3 separate regions of the Homo sapiens genome follow, and all the other regions are linked to region 2. Evidence: chromatin contacts called from ENCODE Hi-C or POLR2A ChIA-PET data. All regions are on one chromosome and are shown on one strand. Each heading gives the region's core, a stretch centred on a gene start or an enhancer-like site at or near the end of the contact. The rest is flanking DNA. Distances are from core to core; before and after follow the strand shown.

The links. Hi-C counts contacts between places; a loop is a spot of excess contacts on that map. ChIA-PET counts read pairs that join two places held with the same protein, here RNA polymerase II (POLR2A). Pooled maps may share reads with other maps.
Region 1: a loop to region 2 is called in a pooled map, with 5 times the contacts of the local background. The contact joins the promoter of OLA1 here to the promoter of MAP3K20 in region 2. A Hi-C loop is called at or near these places in 3 of 37 single-sample maps with no recorded cell type and 8 of 50 pooled maps. POLR2A ChIA-PET finds 5 or more read pairs at or near these places in 2 of 52 experiments (HEK293T and activated T-cell).
Region 3: a map with no recorded cell type shows a loop between it and region 2 (7-fold over the local background). The contact joins the enhancer-like site here to the promoter of MAP3K20 in region 2. A Hi-C loop is called at or near these places in 2 of 37 single-sample maps with no recorded cell type and 2 of 50 pooled maps.

The regions. Positions count from the first base shown.
Region 1 is chr2:174,247,154-174,249,932 of GRCh38, reverse strand. It overlaps OLA1 (Obg like ATPase 1), which reads left to right and starts at 1,401. Exons shown (of 11, transcript NM_013341.5): 1 at 1,401-1,481. RefSeq lists a silencer at 1,096-1,615.
Region 2 is chr2:173,074,367-173,077,111 of GRCh38, reverse strand. It overlaps MAP3K20 (mitogen-activated protein kinase kinase kinase 20), which reads right to left and starts at 1,266. Exons shown (of 20, transcript NM_016653.3): 1 at 1,110-1,266. RefSeq lists silencers at 702-1,441, 1,522-1,571.
Region 3 is chr2:174,749,887-174,752,586 of GRCh38, reverse strand. CHRNA1 (cholinergic receptor nicotinic alpha 1 subunit) reads left to right here. Exons shown (of 9, transcript NM_000079.4): 7 at 2,418-2,641. Among named protein-coding and RNA genes, the nearest start is that of CHRNA1, 13 kb to the left of the region's middle. RefSeq lists an enhancer at 1,290-1,469. Within about 2 kb of position 1,431, at least 3 of the 41 ENCODE cell types and tissues checked have a DNase peak (open chromatin) inside an H3K27ac peak, as active enhancers do.

The DNA of each region.
Region 1 (2,779 bases), core at 152-2,651, 1.2 Mb before region 2:
TAGCTGGGACTACAGGTATGTGCCACTACACCCAGCTAATTTTTGTTTTTTGGTAGAGATGGGGTCTCACCACGTTGTCCAGGCTGTTCTCCAACTCCTAGGCTCAACTGATCCCCCTATCTTGGCCTCCCAAAGTGCTGGGATTACGGCCAGATTTTCAGTTAGATTGTGGTTTGAAATATGCTGCTGCCATTTACTAGTTGTGTGACTTCATCCAAATTAATCAACCTTTCTGATATTGTTTCCTCACTTGTAAAATGGGGATGGCGACCTATTTACATCCTTTAATATTAATAGCAACTAATCCCTTTAAAAGGAGCTTCTAGTGTCACAATTTTTGGACAGGTATCATATTCATTACAACAAATACCTGAATGACATCTGAAGGCCAGGACCTAAATGAAAGAATTCCTTCTCCAGTGGCGCTCATGGTATTGATATGATGTGGGTGAGATGGGATGAAATCCTAATATTAACAACAGCGACTACTCACAAGCCTTTTCTGTATGTGCTGAGTACTGTTGTTATGAGCTCAACACGCATTGTCTCATTTTATTCTCACACGAATAACCTCATAAGGTGGTTTTAATAGCCTCATTTTATCCAGAACGAAATTGAAGTCCAGAGAAGTTAATTTGTCTAGGGTCATACAGTCAATGAGTGGCGAAATCCAGATTGGAAATTCCCAAATTTCAAAGGCCCCTGCTCTCAACTACCAAGAGGAAAAGGGGGGAAATTGGCTCAATTAAACGCATTCTGTGATCCAGTACCTGTGTGCGACGCTTTAACTATAAGGCGAGGAAGAAATCCCTAGACCAAAGTTTCCCTTAGCCCCTTTTCCTTCAAGAACTTTTAGTTAACAGCTTCTCTCCGCACAGACTGAGCGAATAAAGTTATAGAAAAGGGAGATGGGCTAGCGGCCACGCGGTCCTCGGGGCTGGTGTGGCTGTTTGCCTGACTTCAGACGCCCCGGATCTCCCGGAGGGAAGTCAGGGCCCAAGGCACTCCGCAGTCCAGCTGGGAAAGCTTGGGGCTGTAGGCCCGCGAGTGAACGTGAGCAGGTAACCCAGGCCGCGCAGCCAGACGGAAGCGGAGACCTAGAACCGAGAAGCCCACGTGCCGAAGCGGAAGACTAGAGCTCCCGGGAACGGCCTAGCCAGCGCCTTCCCCTCTCCAGCTCCCTGCCGCCGCGCGGCTCCTCCCACCCTGGGCTCCTCCCGCCCTACTCCCGCCTCCCCGGCCGGTTAGGCCAATGGGCGGGACGCGCGGGCAAGGCGGGGAGGGGCGGGGCCCATGGTCTGCGCGCAGGTGCCGCTCGGCGCCCGGCCCGCCCGTTCCGCCGCTGTCGCCGCCGTCGTGCGTGCCGCTCGGCGGAGGGGACGGGCCTGCGTTCTCTCCTCCTTCCTCCCCGCCTCCAGCTGCCGGCAGGACCTTTCTCTCGCTGCCGCTGGGACCCCGTGTCATCGCCCAGGCCGAGCACGGTGAGGCCCTCAGGGAGCCCGGGGGCGCGATCTCCGCCAGGTCTTCGGCGCCTGGGCTCATTGCCCTGAGGCTGGCGCGGGGCCCGGGCCCAGTGGCCAAGATGGGGCCAGGGCAGCGGGTGGCTTGGGGATGTGTGGATGAATGAGGCGCTGTCGGACTAGGCCGCGCGTCGGGAGATCGGCCTACGCCTCACGCGGGAAAGCCCTGGGGAAAGCCTTCTCCCGACGCCAGGACGCCCGGTGGCCCAGTCCGGAGAGGAGGATGGGGGGTGGGGCCCACTTTGGGTGGGCTGCCGGCCACCTCTCTGTAGGCCAGAGGACCCGACAGGCGCTGTTCCTGTATCTGTTCTTTGGAGGCCTGGGAGTTGGCCAGGAACAGGTGTCAGGACGCTGAGAAGGGAAATTCCTGGCCCTCGGGGTCAGGGATCAGAGGCTGGAATACTACTGCAAGGGCAGGGCCCCAGCGTGGTCCTAGGAGGTACAACTCTCAGCCAGAAGACTGGGACAGTTTTAGTTCCCAGCTTCTGAGACGTGAGCTTAGCGGTCTTTGTGATTTCACTTTGCAGTCCAAGGGTGGGAGTAATTCTGCACGCATGATTTGGAGACAGAACTAGTAAGGGACAGAGAAAGTTTCGACTTGTAAATAAAAAGGTTCCGTCGATTAATTTACCATTAGAAATAGTAACCATAATGTAGATTTTGGAGGTTGCTTATGAGGACTGATGAGCCGTACCTTCAGTGCCAAAGGTGGGAGGGACTTGGTGGAAGGACCCCAGTACCTGGTGGGTGTTCATCTATGTGAAAAATGGGGGTTGTGGGCGAATGGGAAAGATAAGATTCCAGATTATAGAGGAATGGTTTGGTGTGAAGGGTGACTTGGCTGCTGGTGGTTCCACAATGGAATTTTCTTTGACTGTCTTCTGTGTACTTGCTTCCAAATGCTTTCTTTCATATAACCATATATCAGGTTAAGATATAAAGTGTTTTGTGAGCAGTCTGGATGGAAGATTGGTAGCTAAACTCTAAGTTTATCTTTGATTCCTGGTGCCACAAATATTTTATTTATTTATTTATTTATTTAAGACAGAGCCTAGCTTTGTCGCTCAGGCAGAGCCCAGTGGCGTGATCTTGGCGCACCGCAACCTTCGCCTCCCGAGTTCAAGCAGTTCTCGAGCCTCAGCCTCCCGAGTAGCTGGAATTACAGGCTGCGCGCCTGATGGCCGGCTAATTTTTTTGTATTTGTTTTTCTTTTTAGTAGAGACGGGGTTTCTCCGTGTTGGCCAGGCTGGTCTCGACTC
Region 2 (2,745 bases), core at 17-2,516:
AGTATCGAGAGCTGCTTACTGTACCATACTTGGAATGGGCCCCTAAATTGTGTTGCTTTCATTATTACAGAAACTAACAAAAATAGTAATTAAGTTCCCCATAAACAGTACTTATGCGCGATCTCAAAGCGCATCAGAAACATAACATTTTCAGCGATCTAACAGAGATAACTTTTTAAAAAAATTTTTTAGGCAATCGGATGTCATCTAGCCAGTCCTGAATTAAAGTTTTCTGAAAGCTGTCATGGGCAAGCGAGGCCAGACGAGGCGACGGCCTGGGTAAGCACTTCTGGGCCTGGTGCAGGTCTGGGAGCCCACAAAAAGCCGCTGCCTGAGGGTCGCCAAAGGAGACATCCCCGGCTCCGGTGGGAGGAAAGGGGGAAGCCCGAGAGGGCGGGCGCTTCATGCTGCCCAAGCCCGGGGCAGGAAGGGCGGGGAGCGGTGGCTCTGGATACATTTACGCATGTTTTTAAAACTAATCTTTAGTGTTCATTGTTCCTGCTGGTTATTCGCATGGCCTAATTGTGTGAGGAAAACAGAATGAAGGAAAATGGATGGGAAGCAACACCGCTCGCGGTCGAGTTCTTAGAAAAGCAGAAGTTCGTCGTCCCTCCTCGCACGCACAGCGAGTGCTGGGAAGTGGCCTGCACCCTACCCTGATTTGGGGGCCTCGCGGTTCGCCTCCCGACAGTGCCCCAGTCACCCGCTGCTTGGCCGGCTCTGCTGCTCGCGGAGCCCCTGCCCGTGCCGCACGCCCGGGACCGCGAAAGCCGGGGCCGCTCCGGCCTGCGCCCGCGCCTCCAGGCGCCAACTTCTCCATGGGACCGGCCCGAACTCTCCCGAACCGCACTTGGCGGCGCCGCGGCCAAGGTCCCGCGAGGACTTCCCGGGCGCCGCGAACGCTCGCTCGCTCGCCCGCCCGCTCGCTCCGGCCGCCGCCGCCGGGCGGGCCCTGGGTCGGGGAGGGGAGCCCCGAGGAGCCTCCCGAGGCCGCCTAGACTCCCGGGCTCCGGCGGAGCCTCGGCCCCGAGACGCAGGGACGACTCGCGAGCGCGGCGGGCCTCGCCCCCTCCCTCCCCGCCCTCCGCGGGCTCCAGCCTGACCCCTACCTGGCTCCCGGGCGGGGCGTGAGCAGCAGCCGGGGGCGCGGAGGCCCCGCGCGCGACGAGGGCGGCGGGGGTTGGGACGACAGCGGCCCGCGCGGCTCCCACGTTTCCGCTGCAGTTAGGAGTTGAACATTCCGCCTCTCTGCACGGCGCCAATGAGGAAGACAGTCACGGCAACAGCACCACCTACCTCCCGGCGCGAAACGGCTGGGCCGCCCTCCCCTCACACGCGCGGGCGAGCGGGGCGTGGGGAAGGCGCTCGGGCCTCCCTGGCCTGCGCCCGGGGGGCACCATCCGCCCCGCGCCCCGGCACCCGCCGAGGCCCCCAGACACACCTGCCTTGCTGTGGGGGGAGGGCCGTGGGGGTGTTCCCCCTCGCCCCCAGCACCTTAACTCATCTTTTTGACAAATTAACACCACCTGCTACTCCTTCAACTCAGTCTTCAACAAACAGGCGCTGGGGACGCAAAGAAATAGAGGCTGTTTTGTGCCCCGCAAGAGTTAATTCTCTAGTTGGGAAAGGCACAAACGTAGAGATTTCTGGGAACATAGGTCTGAAGGCTGCCTCTCTAGAAAGATCAGTAGGTACCTCTGGAATTTTGAGGAGGGGCCGTGGTCTGCTGCTCTAGTTGCTAATTTTAACAGAGCAGAATTCAGAAGAGGAGCCAGAGTCCGTTACAGGCCTAAGCCAAAGGTGGAGGTGGGCGTTGGGAAGAAAAGAAATTTCTGATTGGGGAGGATGGTTCTGTGAAGGAAAAGTGAGAGGAGGTTGCAAGGGCATGGGCAACATTATTCAGGATTTTGAATTTGAATTTTATTATCCATGGACACTGGGAGCTGTGAAAAATTAGAATCAAAGGGGTGAAATGGGGGTTTGTGATTCTGTTTAAATGGTAATTTTGAGAGAGTAGTCCACAGTAGTTGTAGGTTGGGTTGCTAGGATGGAACCAGGATGAGTAGTAGATATTGTCACCACCCGGTTGTGGGATCATGAGGACCTGAGTTAGGATGTAGGAAATGGAATTAAAAAGAAGAAATGGGCTGGGCATGGTACCTGTAATCCCAGCACTTTGGGAGGCCAAGCTGAGAGGATTGCTTGAGACCTGGCTGGGTAACACAGTGAGACCTCATCTCCAAAAAAATCAGAAAATTAGCCTGATGTGGTGGCATACATCTATAGTCCCAGCTACTCGGGAGGCTGAGGTGGGAGAATCGCTTGAGCTGGGGAAGTCGAGGCTAAAGTGAACCACAGTCGCGCCACTGCACTCCAGCCTGGATGAAAGTGAGACTCTGTCTCAAAAAAAAAAAAAAAAAAAAAAAAAAAAAAAAAAGAAGAAATGGAATTGAGAGAAATATTAAACGTTTCAGCAAGAGGCCACAGAAATTGGTAACCCACAAGATTTAGAAGAGAAGAAGAAGAGAGATGATGCCAAGATCTCAGACCTGGATGACTGGAAGAATGATGGTGTCATTGACAAAAATAGGAATACGTGAAAGGGAAGCTGGCTTCATGTTGAGTTTGAGGTCATAGGAGTAAAAACAGGTAGAGATGCAGCAACTGAAATATGAAACTGAAATTCAGGAAAGAGGTCAAGAGTGAAATAGAAAATTTGTAAGTCATTCAATAGGTTAAAGATAT
Region 3 (2,700 bases), core at 182-2,681, 1.7 Mb before region 2:
ATTTTTGTTTTTGTTTTGAGACCGGGTCTCACTCTGTTGCCCAGGCTGCAGTACAGTGGCATGATCACGGCTCACTGCAGCCTCAACCTCCTGAGCTCAAGTGACCCTTTCACCTCAGCCTCCTGAGTAGCTGGGACTACAGGCATGTGCCACCACACTCGGCTAATTTTTGTATTTTTTGTAGAAACGGGGTTGCACCATGTTGCCGAGGCCAGTCTCGAACTCCTGGGCTCAAAGATCTGCCTACCTCGGCCTCCCAAAGTGCTGGGATTACAGGTGTGAGCCACTGTGCCTGCCCTGCACTTGTTTTTAAACAAATAATCACAAACACAATTCTTTCAACTTTCTAATCAAATGAAACTTTTTTACATTAAAAAAATAAATAAATAGAGATGGAGTCTTGCTATGTTGCCCAGGCTAGTCTCAGACTCCTGGCCTCAAGTGATCCCCCTGCCTTGGCCTCCCGGGGTGTTAGGATTACAGGCATGATCCACCGCACCAGGCCCTCAAATGAAACTTTTTAAAATAAAAACACTGTCGGGGCATTATGGGAACTAACAAGAGTCTCTATAAACGTTAAATGATTTGTGCTTGAAAAGTGCTTAGGGGCCAGATGCAGTGGCTCACACCTGTAATCCCAGCACTTTCGGAGGCCAAGGCGGATGGATCACTTGAGGTCAGGAGTTTGAGACCAGCCTGGCCAACATGGTGAAACCCCATCTCTATTAAAAATACAAAAAATTAGCCAGGTGTGGTGGCACGTGCCTGTAATCCCAATTACTTGGGAGGCTGAGGCAGGAGAATCGCTTGAACCCTGGAGGCGGAGGTTGCAGTGAGCTGAGATGGCACCACTGAACTCCAGCCTGGGCAACAGAGTGAGACTCCCTCACAAAAAAAAAAAGAAGAAAAAAAGAAAGAAAAGAAAGAAAGAAAAAAGAAAAGCACTTAGCACAAAAATTATGCTTGATAAATGTTGGCTATTATTATTATCATTATTATTAATCAACAAATTTTATATAAGTGGACAAATATTTTGTATTTGTAATTGTATTCTTTTTCACTTTGAAAGGTTTTCCTACCCACCAGGTAGAATTGACAATTTCTTGTTTGTTTCCACTCTTTATCGTATACATACATACATATTCTATATATATTCTAGCATCCGGAAGCAGCCAGTAGGGGACAGCTTCATCATTGAAAGCAGGGTAACACAAGGGTTTCCAGCAGCACCAACAGCAAGGCCAGCCCAGGGAAAGTCCCTCCCAGAGCTTCTCTGCTGCACCTAAGGTGGTCAAGCCTCACAAAACTACCTCAGTGCCATTCGGCCCCTGACCTTCCTGCTGCCAAGTTTGCCCAGCCAAAACTCTCCTGAGATCAAAGGGCCTGCAGAAAAGAGGTGGGGGCTGGGGAAATCCCTGCTCCCTTAGTATGCAAAAAAAACAAAACAAGAAATAAGTGAGAAGACAAACTTCCTCTTATATGAAAATGAGACAGCGAGTGGTGTGAAACCACTGTATCAGAAGATCACTCAGGACGTCAAGGAGAACTCCTTAGCCTTCCGGATTTTGTCCTTTTCTTGGGTTTTGGTCTTACAGCTTGCTCCCTCAATAACAGAAAGATATGTGTACTTCTGGGCTGCCCATTCATCTGCTGGGTAAGAAATAGGCCAGGGGTGGTTCCGTTTTATGAGGTTTAATGCATCCTGCTGCAGAAGGGAAATGCCACACCGAGTCCAGCTTGTCCACCCAGAACTCCTTTCAGTTCCCTGGGTTCCACCAAGAATCAGAAATCTGGAGCATGAGATGAAATATTGTTCCGTTTTCTGCTTGGCAGCCTCTAATGGAAATGCTTGCCACTGGCTGCTGTCAGAAAAGTTAAGGTATGGTGGTTACATAGGAAATTCTGCAGAAAAAAATGCTTTGAGATTTCCCAGAATAATGCTTTGAGAACATGTCAGTCACATTCCTCTTACCCTTGGGTTTCAGTGGTGAATTAGTTTGCTTGGGCTGCCACACAAAACACCATAGGCTGTGAGGCTTAGATAACAGAAATGTAATTTCTCACAGTTCTGGAGACTGGAATTCCAAGATCAAGGTGCCAGTAGAGTTGGTTTCTTGTGAGGCCTCTCTCGGTTTGTAATGGCCATCTTCTTCCTGTGTCCCATGGCCTTCCGTCTATGCATCTGTGTCCTAATTCCTCTCCTTATAAGGACACTAGTCATACTTGATTACTCACTACCCCATATCACCTCGTTTTCATTTAATTACCTCCTTAAAGTCCCTGTCTTCAAATACAGTCACATTCTTAGGTCCCAGGACTCAGGACTTCCACATATAAATGGTGGGGTGGGAGGAACACTGCAGCCCAACCCAGATGGGTAGTTGTGGGATTTTTTTTTTTTTTTTTGGTCTTTTCAGGGGAGAAGATGACTCTGAGCATCTCTGTCTTACTGTCTTTGACTGTGTTCCTTCTGGTCATCGTGGAGCTGATCCCCTCCACGTCCAGTGCTGTGCCCTTGATTGGAAAATACATGCTGTTCACCATGGTGTTCGTCATTGCCTCCATCATCATCACTGTCATCGTCATCAACACACACCACCGCTCACCCAGCACCCATGTCATGCCCAACTGGGTGCGGAAGGTGAGTGGGGAGGCCCCTGCAGACTTCACACGGAGGCACATCTACAGGCCTCCCCTTCG